2 separate regions of the Homo sapiens genome follow, and region 1 is linked to region 2. The links are chromatin loops, found by intact Hi-C in ENCODE. Cell type or tissue: dorsolateral prefrontal cortex. All regions are shown on one strand. Each heading gives the region's core, and the rest is flanking DNA. Links, peaks and the distances in the headings are about the cores only.

The links. A loop is a pair of places that touch in the nucleus more often than their neighbours do. Peaks named below come from ENCODE experiments on the same cell type or tissue, not always from the same donor. Only the 100,000 strongest peaks of a DNase experiment are listed, where the experiment ranks them.
Region 1: a loop joins it to region 2, with 2.5 times the contacts of the local background. A loop is called at or near these places in 15 of 110 quality-filtered maps.

Annotation. Positions count from the first base shown.
Region 1 is chr1:22,668,599-22,681,395 of GRCh38, forward strand. No RefSeq gene overlaps it. Among named protein-coding and RNA genes, the nearest start is that of C1QB, 22 kb to the left of the region's middle. RefSeq lists enhancers at 8,536-9,058, 9,091-9,629. In dorsolateral prefrontal cortex, for the core only: a CTCF peak has its summit at 5,725 (motif pointing right); a DNase peak (open chromatin) is centred at 5,733; H3K27me3 peaks cover 683 bases.
Region 2 is chr1:22,888,263-22,890,762 of GRCh38, forward strand. All of the region lies in intron 6 of EPHB2 (EPH receptor B2), which reads left to right. LOC124903874 (a long non-coding RNA gene) reads right to left here and starts at 1,298. Exons shown (of 3, transcript XR_007065534.1): 1 at 1,245-1,298. RefSeq lists a silencer at 1,250-1,455. In dorsolateral prefrontal cortex, for the core only: CTCF peaks have their summits at 1,147 and 1,350; a DNase peak (open chromatin) is centred at 1,140.

The DNA.
Region 1 (12,797 bases), core at 4,510-7,009, 220 kb before region 2:
CAGATATACATAATATATGCTCAGTGAATAGCTGCCAAACGGAATGAAGAAAGGTAAGATGGAAGGACTGTCAAAATTATGTCCTGCCTGGAAAGATAGGGCCTATACTAATAATGTTTCCTAAGCCCTTGGGACAATTTCCAGGGGAAGGCTTGGCATCTGGAAGGAAAGGAAAGCAGGCAGGGAGAAGCCAAACTGAGCCTCATGAACGTACCCGTTGTGCAGACATTAGCCCATGTCATCCTCACAGCAGCCCCTGATGTGGGCATCATTACCACTGTCCAGAGGCAAGGACCCAATGGACAACTGAGGCCCGAGAACCTCCAGAGAAACCCACTAGGGCTCAGAGAGCATTCAGGGCTTTAGGAACCTACCTTTCTTTCTTTCCTTCCTTCCTTCCTTCCTTCCTTCCTTCCTTCCTTCCTTCTTTCCTTCCTCCCTCCCTCCCTTCCTCCTTTCTTTCTTTCTTTTCTTTCTTTCTTTCTTTCTCTCTCTCTCTTTCTCTCTCTCTTTCTTTCTTTTTCTTGAGACAGAGTCTCTCTCTGGCTCCCAGGCTGAAGTACAGTGGTGTGATCTTGGCTCACCGCAACCTCTGCCTCCCAGGCTCAAGCAATTCATCTGCCTCAGCCTTCCAAGTCACTGGGATTACAGGCGCGCACCATCACACCTGGCTAATTTTTGTATTTTTAGTAGAGACGGGGTTTCACCATGTTGACTGGGCTGGTCTCGAACTCCTGAGCTCAAGTGATCTGCCCAACTCGTTCTCCCAAAGTGCTGGGATTACAGGCATAAGCCACCATGCCTGGCCCATACTTTCTTTGTAGCCTCCACTCTCATTTCTGTCTACGTCTTCCTGCCTTTCCAACCACATTTTCCCATTGCTTTTGCAGATTCTTCTCATTTATGTCTTCTCATCACTTTTTTTTTTTTGAGACAGGGTCTTGCTCTTTTGCCCAGGCTGGAGTGCAGTGGCATGATCATGGCTCACTGCAGCCTCAACCTCCCAGGCTCAAGTGATCTTCCCACCTCAGCCTCCCAAGTAACTGGGACCACAGGTGCACACTACCATGCTCGGCTAATTTTTGTATTTTTTGTAGAGACGAAGTTTTGCCATGTTGCCCAGGCTGGTCTCAAACCCCTGGGCTCAAGCAATCTGCCCTCCTCAGCTTCCCAAAGTGCTCAGATTACAGGTGTGAGCCACGGCACCCTGCTTCATCACATACTTCTCCCTATAATCTGCCTTACAGCATCTGTGGAGCAAGAGAGGACGTAAACAAGTCAACCACCAAAAAGAAGGCAAAGGAAGCAAAGCAGGATGCACCAAGCAACTCCGACGTGTCAGGTGCCATGCCAGGTGCATTGTGCAGGTTCCCTCACTGGCTTCTTGCTTGAGCCCTACCGAGTTCATTCCTGCTTTGCCACCTTCTAGCTGGATGACCTTGACAAGCAAGTCGCCTCGACTCTGAGCTTTTATATCCTTGGCTACAAAATGGAACTCTATTGGCTACTATTGTTATGAGCATTCCATGAGCTAGTGTATGTAAAGCACCCACCTGGCACATAGTAGACATAAAATAAAATCTGGCTGTTATAAAGAAACACAAGGCTGGGCACAGTGGCTCACGCCTGTAATTCCAGCACTTCAGGAGGCTGAGGCAAGTGCATTGCTTGAGCCCAGGAGTTCGAGACCAGCCTGGGCAACATAATGGGACCCTATATTTACAAAACATAAAAAAATTAGCTGGGTGTGATGGCACACACCTGTAGTCCCAGCTACTCGGGGGGCTGAGGTGAGAAACTCTGTTGAGCCCAGGAGGTAGAGGCTGCAGTGAGCCATGATCACACCACTGCACTCCAGCCTGGGCAACAGACCAAGACCCTGTCTTAAAACAAAACAAAACAAAAGAACCACACACCCTCCCAGACACATAGTAGGCCCTCAACAAATGTTAGCATCCTCACCTGTGGAATGTGACTATTGGTTGTTGTGAGGTTCAGGTGAGCCACAAGAGGCAAAAATCCTGTGCCCACCTTAGGACAAATTTTTCCTTCTCCCTCCAGCCTGGATTCCAGCCATTCCAACAAGCCCCTGCCTCTGCAGGGCTTGCGGCGGCAGCACGTGAGCCGTGCCACAGGGTGGGTCTGTCTGCAGGCTCCAGGCCTGAGTTAGCATATCTCGGGGCGGGCTCCCCATGCCAGCACAGGTATCCACAGGAGAGACAGCTGGGCCCTCGTTAACAAGGTGTCTCCAGACCTTATTTGGAATACGTCAGCTACTGTGATTAAAGACAGTACATAAATGTCAGCCTCGCCGGGCCCCAGCCCCAGCTGGTTTCCGGGGAAGGAGACCAGAAAAATATGTCTTCATTCCTTCTGTTTTACAGCTTAGGCCATGATGGCTTTATACAGAGCGAGTTCACCGTGGTGGAAACCTGCGCAGGTCCTGCCAGGCGTGGGGAGTGGGAGAACAGTCTCCCATTGAGCCCCCCGCCAGGCCAGGCCTGATTGTCGTGTGACCTGCAGTCACTTCTCCCCTTCAGAGCCTCGGTTTCCTCATCTATAAAATGGGGACATAATATATGTGCCCATGGGTTCTTAAGAAATAAAGATCACCTTTGGAAGCTGCCCAGGGTAGTCCCTCTCCAGGAGCAGGCACTCACTGCAACCAGGAAAACACAAAAAGGGGCACACTGGGGAATGGAGCTGCCCACTTTGTAGACACAGGTGCTCAATGAATGGCCCTTTCCTTGGATCCAAGTGGGGAGAGACTTTGACATTCTCAGTGAAACAACATTGAAAGTAGGTAATTGGGGGCAAAGTAAGGTGCAGGAGCACTGCTCCCAGAGTCACTGACTCACTGTGTGACCTCAGATAAGTGACTCCAGTCTCTGGGACTGGGTTTCCTCATCTGTAAAATCCCTGGCCCGGCCGGGCTCTTCCTTTTGGAGCACTGTGATAAGGCCAATACCTGGCCTCAGTTTCCCAATCTGTAAAATGACGGGACTGGACCAGATGATCTCTGGCTCATCTCAGCTCAGGCACATGGAATTTTTTCCAGGAAGTGAAACAATGGTCAGGACTAGGCTGCGTGGAAAAGGGAGATTTCATGATTAACGCAGGGGCAGAATCCCATGGCAAGAGAAGCCGTTCTGGAGAGTGGGGTTATGTACCTGAGGTCACACAGTGCGTAGGTGACTCTGAGACCAGTGCTCCTGCCATTCCTATGGCAGGAGAAGCCCTTGATGCTGTTGGAGTCCCTCAGGGAGGCAGAAAGATAAACCCAGGGCAGGGAGAGAGCTCACCATGCTGCAACCCGAGCACCAGACAAAGGTAGCCTGGGAGACCTGTCTCCCAGTCCCAATGGCAGGATGAGGGCAGGGGAGGGGACTGGAGATGCCTTTTCACAAATTGCTTCTGAACCTCAGAAAAAGAGAATAGCCTGGCACCAACTTTGCTCCTCCCTTGTTCCAGGTTTTGTTCCAAACACTTTACACATCTTCACTCATTTAATCTCCATGAGGCAAGTGTGACTGTTATGCCCATTTCACAGATCTGGAAAGTGAGGTATAGGGAAGTAATTTGACCGAGTCCTCACAGCTAGCCCACGGCAGAGCTGGGGCATGGACTAAGACAGTCTGGCACTGAAGCCACTCTCTTGAAGTATCAATGATGAAGAGCACCATTTAATGAGCACCTACTATGTAACAGGTGCTGTGCTGGCTTCCTTACAGAATGATCTTCATTAACTGGGACAGCATTCTTACGAGGACGGCACTTTGTTACTCACATTTCATAGAGGAAGAAATGAAGGCCCAGAGAAGTGAAGCACCTGGCCTTGGTCACAGAACTGGAATGTGGCTGAGCTGGGATTCTGACCCAGGGCCCAGGCCCCTTCCATGCCACCAGGCTGGACAGGACCCCCTCTGCAGAAACTCTGAGTAGAGGCTAAAGCAAATGTCAGGAGACAGAACACAGCTATGTCTTGTGTAGAATGGTAGGAAAGTCTGTCAGGTGGTCCCGGGACAAGAAAAGGCATCCAGAACACAGCTGGGTGTTGGGGAGATCCCTATGAAGGATGTCTGGGGGCTTTGAGGGGCTCTGGGGGGCTTCAAGGGGTTCTGGCAAGCTTCACACAGCATCAGAGTCGTGAAGGCAGGTCCTCTGATCGAGGGCCTGCTGTGTCCTGGGCACTGTATTAAGTGCTTTGTATTCATTATTGCTCAATTCTTACCGTGGTAGGAATGGCATAGATCTCATTACTATCATCCCCATTTCATGCATAAGGAACTGAGGCTCACACAGGCTCACACTAGTCCAGGGTCACATAGCTAGCAAGAGCCAAACTCAGGTCCCCCCGTTTAAAAGCCAGTGCCTTTCCAATGGGCCAACCCTTCCTTCCCAGGTTCAAAGTGCTCAAGCCACCCAAACCGCATGGCTCAGGATCTGGTGCACGGCAGGTCCACGGCCTTGCCCCTTCCTAGCTCCATCCCAGGACCCTGAAAGGGTTAACTTCCCTGTGGCCCCAGGTCCGTCCCTGTCAGCCCACCACCCCTGCCCCTGCGTTATGAGGACCAGACCAGCTCTCGCTCCCGGCAGCTGACGAGTTCTCCGCTCAGTGGTTCGCGCTCCAGATATTAAATTACTCATAAAATATTTGACCTGTCCCCAAAGTGGCTGCTGCCTCCTCCCTGTGCCCACTGCTCACTTCACAACAGAAGGTCACACTATTCCATGGGGGAGGGGCCCTTGGAAAATGAACCCAACTTCATCTTGGGGGATCTGGGAGCCCAGGAAGGGGTAAGCTCTGGTAAGGTTGGGATGTTCCAAGGGCAAGGATTCTGTCCCCCATTCTGGGGCCCCCCGGCCTGGCCTGAGCAGAAGACTATGCCCCCAAATCTCCATGCTGCAGGGTACAAAGAGCCCAGAACTGCTGACTGCCCCGAGTCCCTCAGGATAAGGCCAAGGGTGACCTGGAATAGGTTCCCATTGTCTGAGGGACGAGTGGTCTCTCCTCTCCTCCTCCCTCCCCTCCTCAGTTGCCATGGCAACCACAGTGGGGGGTGGGAGGCTGGACCGCTCAGCTCCTGGCCGGGCTACCCGGCATGCTCTGCTTTCACCCAGTTTTCTCCCTCGTTGCCCCTTGGCAGGCAGGGGGTGGGGCAGACCCAGCCCTTTCACGCAGCGGAGGGTTTGCAGCCAAGGAGCATCACCTCCCGTTCCCTGCCTTCACGCAGGAGGTTTTCCGGCATGGCCCCCAGGAATAGGACTTTTCTGAGTATGGTTTATCAGATAATGATTTTGGGGAGGGGTCTCTCTCAAGCCCCCTGGAGTTAATGAAGTCAGTTAAGCCCTGGGATTAGAAGGTCGGGGTCATGGGTACAGCCCATGTTTGCAGAGTAACGCCCCACCCCACCCCTAGCTCCCACCAGCTGTTTCAGAAATGCCTAATGCTGGTCGTCTAGGGAACTAGTGAGAGGGTCTGGACAGGACATGGCAACCTCATCCTGAGTACCCACAGTCACAGTCCCTCAGAGTATATACCCCGCAGCCTGGGCATTGGGAGCCTCCTCTCTTTCTTCCTGCCCCCTCATAGATGACACATTTTTCATAATAGTAGTGTATATATTACTAGTAAGTTCTTATCACCCTGGCCTGGAGTTTCATAAAGTAATACTGAAAGAAACTGGGTTTAGCCTTTGTCGTGGCTCTACTTGGGGTACACTGCCACCAGGTGGCGGTAGGCACTTTCCAACTACTCCCTGAGATTCCAGAAGATGATATTCCACTTTTACATTCCACCACCACAACCTATAAAATGCCATTGCTTTTTTACTTTTATATTAAGATTACAGGACTTTATAAATAGCCAAAGTTAAGGAGGCTTTAAACAAACTCTATGTTTTGGTAGTATAGCATAGCAGACAGCACAAACTCTAGAGCCAAACTGCCTGAGTTCAAATCCTGGCTCAGCCACTTGCTAGCTAGTTAACCTTGGACAAGTTACTTCTCTGTGCTTCAGTTTCTTTATCTGCAAAATGGAGATGATGGAAAGCAACTCCCTCGATGCATTGTTTTAAAGACTCAATGAGTGAATGTACATGAAGCATTTAGAACAGTGCCTGGCACAGAGCATTAAGCTCTTTAGAAATGTTGGTTATCGATATTTAAAGATGAGCATAAGGGAAAAGTTTCAAAAACAGTTCATTTTGAGACCCACGGACATATCTTTCTCTGCTCAATCTTTTATCTGGTGTTTCTAATCTGGTGATTCATTTCAGGGCTGCCCTGCTAGACACCCATCATCTGCCCAGATGCCTCTTCCAGCTCCCTCAACCCCACATTCAAGCCCATATCCTAATGCCTTTACCTCCCGGGTGTCTGTGGGATTGTCCCCTGCACGCCCTGTGCACAGCCACCCTGATCTCATTCCTGAACCACTGCAACTGTCCCCCTGCCTCTTGCCTGCTCCCCTCCAACCATCTTCTCACCGCTGCCACAGTGATTTTTCTAAAACAAAAATATGCCTCTACTCAAATGCCCTCCATAGCTCCCCAGTGACTCAGTATCAAGTCCAGGCTCTTCAGGTAGGTCCGTCTCCTCATCTCCCACTCCAGCTTCATGCCCCCATCTCCACTGTCAGAATGCCATGCCCTGGTTCCAGCTGCCTCCTTGTAGTTCTCCCAAAGCCTTGGGCTCCCAGGCTCTGTAGCCTGGGCAGGGGCTGCCTCCTCTGTCTGCATCTCTTCCTTCCTTCTCCTGCCTGCCCATCTCCTGCCTGCTAAGCCTCAAGATGTAGCCCCTGTCTCCCTTTCCCTGGGAAGCACTTATGATCCCTCCACGGCCTCTGAACCGGGTGCAGACCTTTCTCGGCATGCCCAAAGCCTCTGCATGCTGGAAAGGGGCTGTCTCAGTTTGTTGGTATCACCAGAGATGCCCTGCACACAGCAGGCCCTCAGAGTACCTCTAAGGAATGAATCCAGAATGTCCATTTTGCCAATTCGGCCTACAATGTCCTCTTTCCCATCTTCTCCGTCCCAGCATCTCTTTCTAGGTCTGGCTCAAATATCACCTGTTTAGGAGCCTCCTGGTAACCCGCACGCCCATGTCATCCCTGCATTAACTATTTCACTCTCTCCTCAAAGAGGCAAATGCAATAGGCATGAACTTGACATGTGTGGAATGAATGAACAAATGACCAGGATTATGGTCTAGACCAATGTTTCTCAACCGGGGTTGGCATCCCCCCAGGGGACATTTGACAATGTCTGGAGACCTTTTTGGGGTCACAGGGTTGCTACTGAGATCTGGTGGTGGAGGCCAAGGATGCTGTAACACCTCCTGCAATGCACAGGACCGCCCCCAACCAGAAGTTATCTGCCCTAAATGTCACTTTCTCAAGGCTGAGAAACTGGGCTAGAGCTTGTTGCCTACAAATCTGTCTTCCTAGTACGCAGAGGGCCCCAAGCACTGAGCCTGATCTTATTTCTCCTGATTTTCTCAGTACCCACCGCAGAGCAGGCACGCAACAATTTTTTTTTTTTTGACACGGAATCTCGCTCTGTCACCCAGGTTGCAGTGCAGTGGCACGATCTCGGCTCACTACAACCTCTGCCTCCCGGGTTCAAGCAATTCACCTGCCTCAGCCTCCCGAGTAGCTGGGATCACAGGTGCACGCCGCCACATCCGGTTGATTTGTCTGCATTTTTAGTAGAGGCGGGGTTTCACCGTGTTGGCCAGACTGTTTACGAACTCCTGACCTCAGGCGATCCACCCGCCTCGGCCTCCCAAAGTGCTAGAATTACAGGCATGAGCCACTGCGCCCAGCCAACAGTTTTTCAAAATAAGCTCATGGGTGACATAATTCTTGTCCTTTTCCTCTCCCCAGCTTCCACCTCTCACTAGGAGCTTGGCCTCAAACTATTGTCAAAAGCCCCTTCTGGGACTATTCTTGCTAAGTCCCTCCAGTTTCTGCTGCCCCCAACCTTCCCTTTCTCAGATTCTCCTGGTCCCCACAGCTACGCGGAGTAAACTGGCAGGAAAGGAAGACCACATTTCCAAGATGGCGGGGAGCTTTGCTGGGCTCTGGGGACCCTAGGAGTCAGTCCTGGTTGGTGACTAACTTGCTGTGTGACTTGGCTGAGTCACAGACCTGTCTGGGCCTCCAGCTCTCAGTGAGGTGATGGGGGCGTGTAGACAGACCCTCTCTGGGCCTGCCCCCTCTAAAGGACGGTCCTAGCAGTCCCCCCGACTCCCAGCACCTCTCCCCTGCATGCAACAGTGCTCCCTGGGAAATTCTGGGAGGTGGGAGGGAGACAAGGATTCCCCCGTCTTTCCCCAGCCCGGGTGATCCAGGTGCTCCCGGCTCTGCCGCGCACTGGGGTGCCACCGTCTCCAAGGGCGCCGCTGTCAGCTGTGACCCCTGCGCCCCCAGAGGCGGCCAAACAAGCGGCCTTTGTGGTCTGTGCGTTGGCGGCCCTCGGGGAGCGTCACAAAGGGTGGGAAGAAAGGCCGCCAATCCTCTTAGGGCCAGCCGCCCGCTTTCCCACTGCGGCCCATCTGCTCCTGGGGAGCGGGCATAACCGCCGCCTGGCCCCACGGCGCGCAAAGCAAGCAAAAGCTGCCCGGGAATGAAAGGCAGGGGCCCGGGCCAGCCCAGATCCCCACGGCAAACACAGGCCTGGCCGGGGGCCTGGGAGGGGGCAGGGCTGATCCCCGGGGGAGACCACGGTTAAAAGCGCCGCCCCAGGAGGGGGACCCAGGGCTAATCCCCTCCTGCCCCACGCCTTCCCTTCCCACACCCCTACAAGGGGAAGGGGAAAGGCAGGGAAGGGCTGGGATCAAAGGTCCTTCCTCCTGTGCCAGGCGCTCAGTGGGGCCCTTTCTACGCACCCCTATCTTTTCCTTGAAGCACCCTATTTTACAAAGGGGCTCAGTAAGGCTAAGTCACTTGCCTAGGGTCACCCAGCTGCGATGTGGCAGAGCTGGGATCTCAGCGGGAGGCTGAATCTGAATTCTTTCATCCACGTAGCTGAAGTTTGCTGAGTCTCTCCATTGCCATGGGCTCTACAACCATCTCCATTGCTTACTGCAACTCTTTTAACAGATGGGGAAACTGAGGTCTGTAGGCAGGTGGTGATTGCCCAAGAGCACAGACCCGATCAAGTCCTGGCTCTACCATTCCTCTGCATTCTGGTCCCAACCCCCATCACTCATGTGCAAGCTTGGGCTCTGCCAGCCCCCAGCATGGGCCCTCAGGCAGGTCACTTCACCCCCAGGAGCCTCGATTTCCTCCTATGGAAACTGGGGATCTGTGAAGGGCGTAGTTCTGAGGGTTTGATGAGATGATCTGCTAAAGACTTTAGCTCCTGGCACACAGTAGGCACCCAATAATGGCAGCTGCTATTGTTATTACTTGGCCCAGAGCAGGATGGATCCCAGAACAGGAAGAGAAGGAAACAAAGAGTTTCCGCTCACTAATGGCTGGCCCCAAATACTCCTTTTTTCCATGGTTGGGGTTGGTTTGGCAGAGTAAGGAAGGAGCTGGAGAGAGGGGGAGGGAGGCAATGGATGCGTGGGAGGCCGCAGCAGGGGCCCAGGCTGAATCCACCCAGGGAGGGGGCTATCGACCAGCTGCCCCACCTCCCACCCACGAGAGGCCCAGAGCCCAGGCGTGGTGGCATCCAGGACATCAGAGCCCAAATGCTGCCTCCTACACACACACACACACACACACACGTGCACACACACGTTTGCACACACACACATACACTCATACATGTGTGCACACACAAATATACACACATACACGCGCATACATACACATACACACATAACCATACACATGCACACACACACCCCACACACATACACACACACATAACCACACATGCACACACCCCACTCCCACACACACATGCACACACATACCCCCCACATACACACACACACAACCACACATAACCACACTCACCACAAATACATGCACACACACATACACACGGACATACATATGCACACATACACTCACACGCACACTCATACACACAGACATACACTCTCACATACACACACAACCACATACACACATATCCCCCCACAGAGACACACATGTACACACACATACACACAGACATACACACTCTTACACACACATAGCCACACACACCACAAATACATACATGCACACACATGCATGTACGTACACACATACACACAGACATACACACACACACATAATCACATACACACACATCCCTCCACAGAGACACATACACACATGCACACACACACACACAAACCACACACCACACACAAATACATACACATGCACACACCCATACATACACACACATACACTCACACACATATACACATAACCACATACACACACATATCCCCCCTGAGACACACATACACACATGCACACACACATACACACAGATATACAAACCCTCACACACAACCACAACACACACCACATAAATACACATGCATGCACACACACATGCACATATATACACAAACATGCACACAGACATACACTGTCACACATACACACAACCACGCACACCACACAAATACACACATGGACACACACACACATGCACATACATATACACACATATACTCACACCCCCACAGAGACACACACATACACACATGCACACACGCATACACACATGCACACAGACATACACTGTCACACACATACACGCACATAACCACACACACCACACACAAATACACACATGGACACACACATGCACATACATATACACACAAATACTCACACACATATACCCCCACAGAGACACACACATGCACACATGCACACACACACACACATACACGCACACACACATACACACACACAGACGCGCGCGGCCCCAGCTCTGACTGTTTTGCAGATTTGGAACCTGAGGCTTGGGAGAGGGGCTGTGGCTCACTGAAGATCACTTGGCTCTTGAGCATGGCCCAGGCCCCTCAGTCACCCTCTCCCATCTCTCAGTGGGATCTGGCCCTGAATCCCACCAGCCTTGCTCCATGCCTTGTCCACCAAGGAGCCACGCAGGGGACAAGGGCAGGGGACAAGGGCAGGGGACAAGGAGGTGAAGGTCCCTATGCTCCTGTCGAGCAGGCTGAGTTAGCCATTCTGCCCCGGGCATTCCCCTAGATCTGGAAATGGGTTCTGCTCAGAAAATGGAAATGAATCCATTATTCATTCTCTCTTTTCTCTTCCCTTCCTGCCTCCCCGTCTCTCCCTCCTTCCTTCCATCTTTTCCCCCTGCTTGCCCTCTCTTTGTCTCTTTTTTTTTCTCTTAATGTCTCTTTTAATCTCTCTCACATTCACCGTCTTTCCCCTTCCAGCTGCTCCTCCCCCAACTCTTGCCCATGACACGGTTCCCAGGGAACCTGACGGTGTGGCTTTGAGCCTGTTTCTGTTCCCCTCCATATACCAGGGGGTTGTTGGGAGCTTCCCCCACTGACAGGCCCCCTCTGGGGTATGGAGGTACAGTTAGTGCAAGATAGGCCATGGTTTGGGGTCAGTTCCAGCCCTGTCACCAACCTTATGTAACTCCTTTTCTTCTCCAAGTCTTATCTCTTCCTCTGTGCATGGAGTGGGCACACATGAAGAACACGGCCTCCACAAGTGCCCTGCCCCCAAGAACCAGAGCCACTGAGCCCTTTGAGGGTTGCATAAGAACTGTATTCACCTTTGAAAATGGTCCCTCCTCCAAATCTTAGTGCCTGATGTCCTGCCCAAAGCTGTCAGACTGCCCCCCTCCCAGAGCAGAGCACAGCAGAGCAGGCCTGGGGATGTCCTGACTCGGACTGACTCCAAGATGTCACCACTAGACCAACGCATTCCCAGTTAACCTTGGCCTTGGAGGGTGAGAGGTCACAGAAATAAGCGAGACCAGGAGTCAGACAACCTAGGTTCTAATCCCCCCTCTGCTTCATGCCTGGCTGAGGGTGTTGGAGAAGTCACTTTACCTCTCCTGGCCTCATTAGCCCTCATCAGGGAACTGGAGCTAATTGCTGATTTGTGCTTGAAACTAAAGAAAGGGAGGTTACCAAAGAAACTGGCACTAAGGTGGCATTTTGCTGAATTCATGGATGGGCTAATTTATGGACCACAGATTGTCTGCTCTACCCAGGCCCTTTCTACTTAGGGGGAAACTGAGGCTGGGAGAAGGGAGGCAACCTGCCCGGGGTTGGCAGCGAGTGGCAGCAGTGCCCAGACTTGAATTCCAGCCAGACGTTTAGCAGTTCCTCAGTGCAGGCTATCAAAGACAGCCGATTCCAAAAGGGAGATCAAAGGCCTGCTTCCTTATTTACAAAGAGAAGTCCTCATTAAAACATGGCCAACGGCTGAGGCGGCTGTGGAGATGGGCCACGTGTGTGCCAACAGAGAATTCACCATCCCAGACAGACTGTGCTGAGCGGCAAGGGAGCCGTTCAGTGAGTCTGTGCTAGGGAGAGCCAGCCCTAGGGTGGGGTAGTTAGGGAGGGCTTCTTGCAGGAGGACTGGGCTCAGGCCAGCCTCACAGGGAAGACGGGACATCTGGGACATCCAAGGAGAGCTGACCGCAGCTACCTTTTTTTTTTTTTTTAGCTGGAGTCTTGCTGTGTTGCCCAGGCTGCAGTGCAACGGCACTATCCCGGCTCACTGCAACCTCTGCCTCCCAGGTTCAAGCGATTCTCCAGCCTCAGCCTCCTGAGTAACTGGGAGTACAGCATGTACAACCACGCCTGGCTAATTTTTGTATTTTTAGTAGAGACAGGTTTTCTCCATG
Region 2 (2,500 bases), core at 1-2,500:
GAACTCCTGACCTCAGGTGATCCAGCCCTCGGCCTCACAAAGTGCTGGGATTACAGGCATGAGCCACTGCGCCTGGCCTCTATAATGGTTTTGATGATAACAGTGATGGTGGGAGCCAACATTTATTAAGTCTTTTTATGTGCTAGAGACTGTGCTAAAAAGCTTTACCTGTATTTTCCTTTTAAATCTCCAAAACCACCTTTTATGGTACCTACTTGCATTAACCCACTTTAGAGATGAGAAAACTGAGGCCTGGAAGGCTTAAGACATGCACCCAATGCCTCACTGGCCCTAAGCTACCAGGTAAGTGCTCAGACTAAGGACTAGTGGATTTCATACTGAATCTCTTCCCATCGTCCCTTGGTGCTTAATCACTGTTCAGATAAAGGTACCCCAGGGAGAGGAGAGACCGAAGGGAATTGGCGTCTCTCGGGCATCTCCAATGTGCCAGGCACTACCTGATCAAATTTTATCTTCACAACAGCCCTGAGAGCTTGGCATTTATTGTTCCATTTATTTGGAATAGAAAACAGGGGCTCAGGGAAGTGAAGGGTCTTTCCCAAGGTCACAGTGCAATCAAGTGAAAAAACAAGGATATGAAGCAGCTTCCAGCTGGGTACAGTGACTCATGTCTGTAATCCCAGCACTTTGGGAAGCTGAGACGGGTGGATCATTTGAGTCCAGGAGCTCCAGACCAGCCTGGGTAACATGATGAAACCCTGTCTCTACCAAAAATACAAAAATTAGCCGGGTGTGATGGTATGTGCCTGTAGTCCTAGCTACTAGGGAGGCTGAGGTGGGAGGATCGCTTGTGTCTGGGAGGTCGAGGCTGCAATGGGCCATAATCGCGCCACTGCACTCCAGCCTGGGTCACAGAGCAACACCCTGTCTCAAAAATATAGTCAGACAGAGAGAGACAAAAATGAAAAATGAAACAGCTTCCAATCCCTTGCCCAGCTTTAATGAAGGGAGCTGCTCAGGTTGGTTCCTCACTCTCATGAGGCACCTATGGAACCAGCAGCCGCCTCTCATCTCCCTCACATAATCAGGGGCTTAAAACCTCCAACATCTCTAAGTGGGCACCCACCCAGTTTACAGAATCTAACCTGTTTTCAAGTCTGAGCAGAGCCCATGTTGTACAGTGGCACTTAGTGTCCATGTCTGGTACTGCATCCCAGGTTTTGTAGATTTTTGAATACCAGTTTAATGTTCATTCATTATGTCAATAATTAGTGAACACTTACTGTGTGGCAAACCTGGGGGGATCCAGAGATGAGCAAGACATGGTCCCTGGCCTCAGGAAATCCACATCCTTAAAGAAGATGGACAGGTATATTAGGACAATAGGTGGGAGGGGAGACAATTTGGACCCACAACCCCTGGCTGGGACATCTGGGAAGTCTCCCCAGCAGAGGTGGCACTTGCGCTGAGTCTTGAACGATGAGTAGGACACTGCAAGACAAGTGAGGAAAGGGTATTTCAGACAGGGGCAACAGTGCTTGCAAAAACTCAAGAGTGTCCATGGAAGGTAGAGTTGCTAGATAAAATAGAAGACACATGATTACATTTGAATTTTTTAAAAATAAATGTTTTAGTACAAATATGTCCCAAATATTGCACGGGGCGTACTTATACCAAAATGTATTTGTTGTTCATCTGAAATTTAAATTTGACTGAGCAGCATCCTATATTTGTGTTTGCTAAATCTGGCAGCTCTACCAAGGAAGGGGGAAAGAGTTAGGGATGGCAGGAACCTAGGAAACATTAGGGATGTTGCAGGAGAGACTGCAAAATGGTGGGTCATGAAGGGTCTGGAATGCCAGGCTAAGGAGTCGGCCTTCACCCTGTGGGCACTGGAGAAGGACTTTGTGTGAGGGACCCCAAACTTGGTACAGGGGAACAAACACAAGCCCTCCCTCATGGGCTTAGAGTTAAGGGGGCGAGAGGAGCCTCAGCTGGAAGTTGAGGGGGCATAGCAGAAACCCCCTCCTGTGGCACCCACAGCAAGTGCTCTGGGACTGAGAAGGAAGAGGTGCATCTGGCTGGGATGTCAAGGAGGCTTCCTGGAGGAGGAGGCAGATGATCTGGCTTGGCAAAAGAGACTTCCTCTCTGCTGCTGCCCCACCCAGCTATCCCTGCCTCCCCCTGTTATGGGGGTGGTAGAGACACATCTTCAAGTCAGCCCCCTTCATATCCCCTACATCCCAAGCTTTTTCTCCTCTCCTTTCCTCTGAACCTGCTGCCCCTTCTGCCAGGCATGCACATCTTTGTCTGGGTGGTTCCTGTTTGTTCTTTGAGATCCCATTCCAGTGACCCCCACTCACGAGGGAGCTTTCCTGACTTCACCTGGTAGCCCCTGATATGGTTTGGCTGTGTCCCCGCCCAAATCTCATCTTGAATTGAAGTTCCCATAATCCCCACCTGTTGTGAGAGGGACCTAGTAGGAGGTAATTGAATCACGGGGGTGGTTACCCCCATGCTTTTCTCATGATAGTGAGTG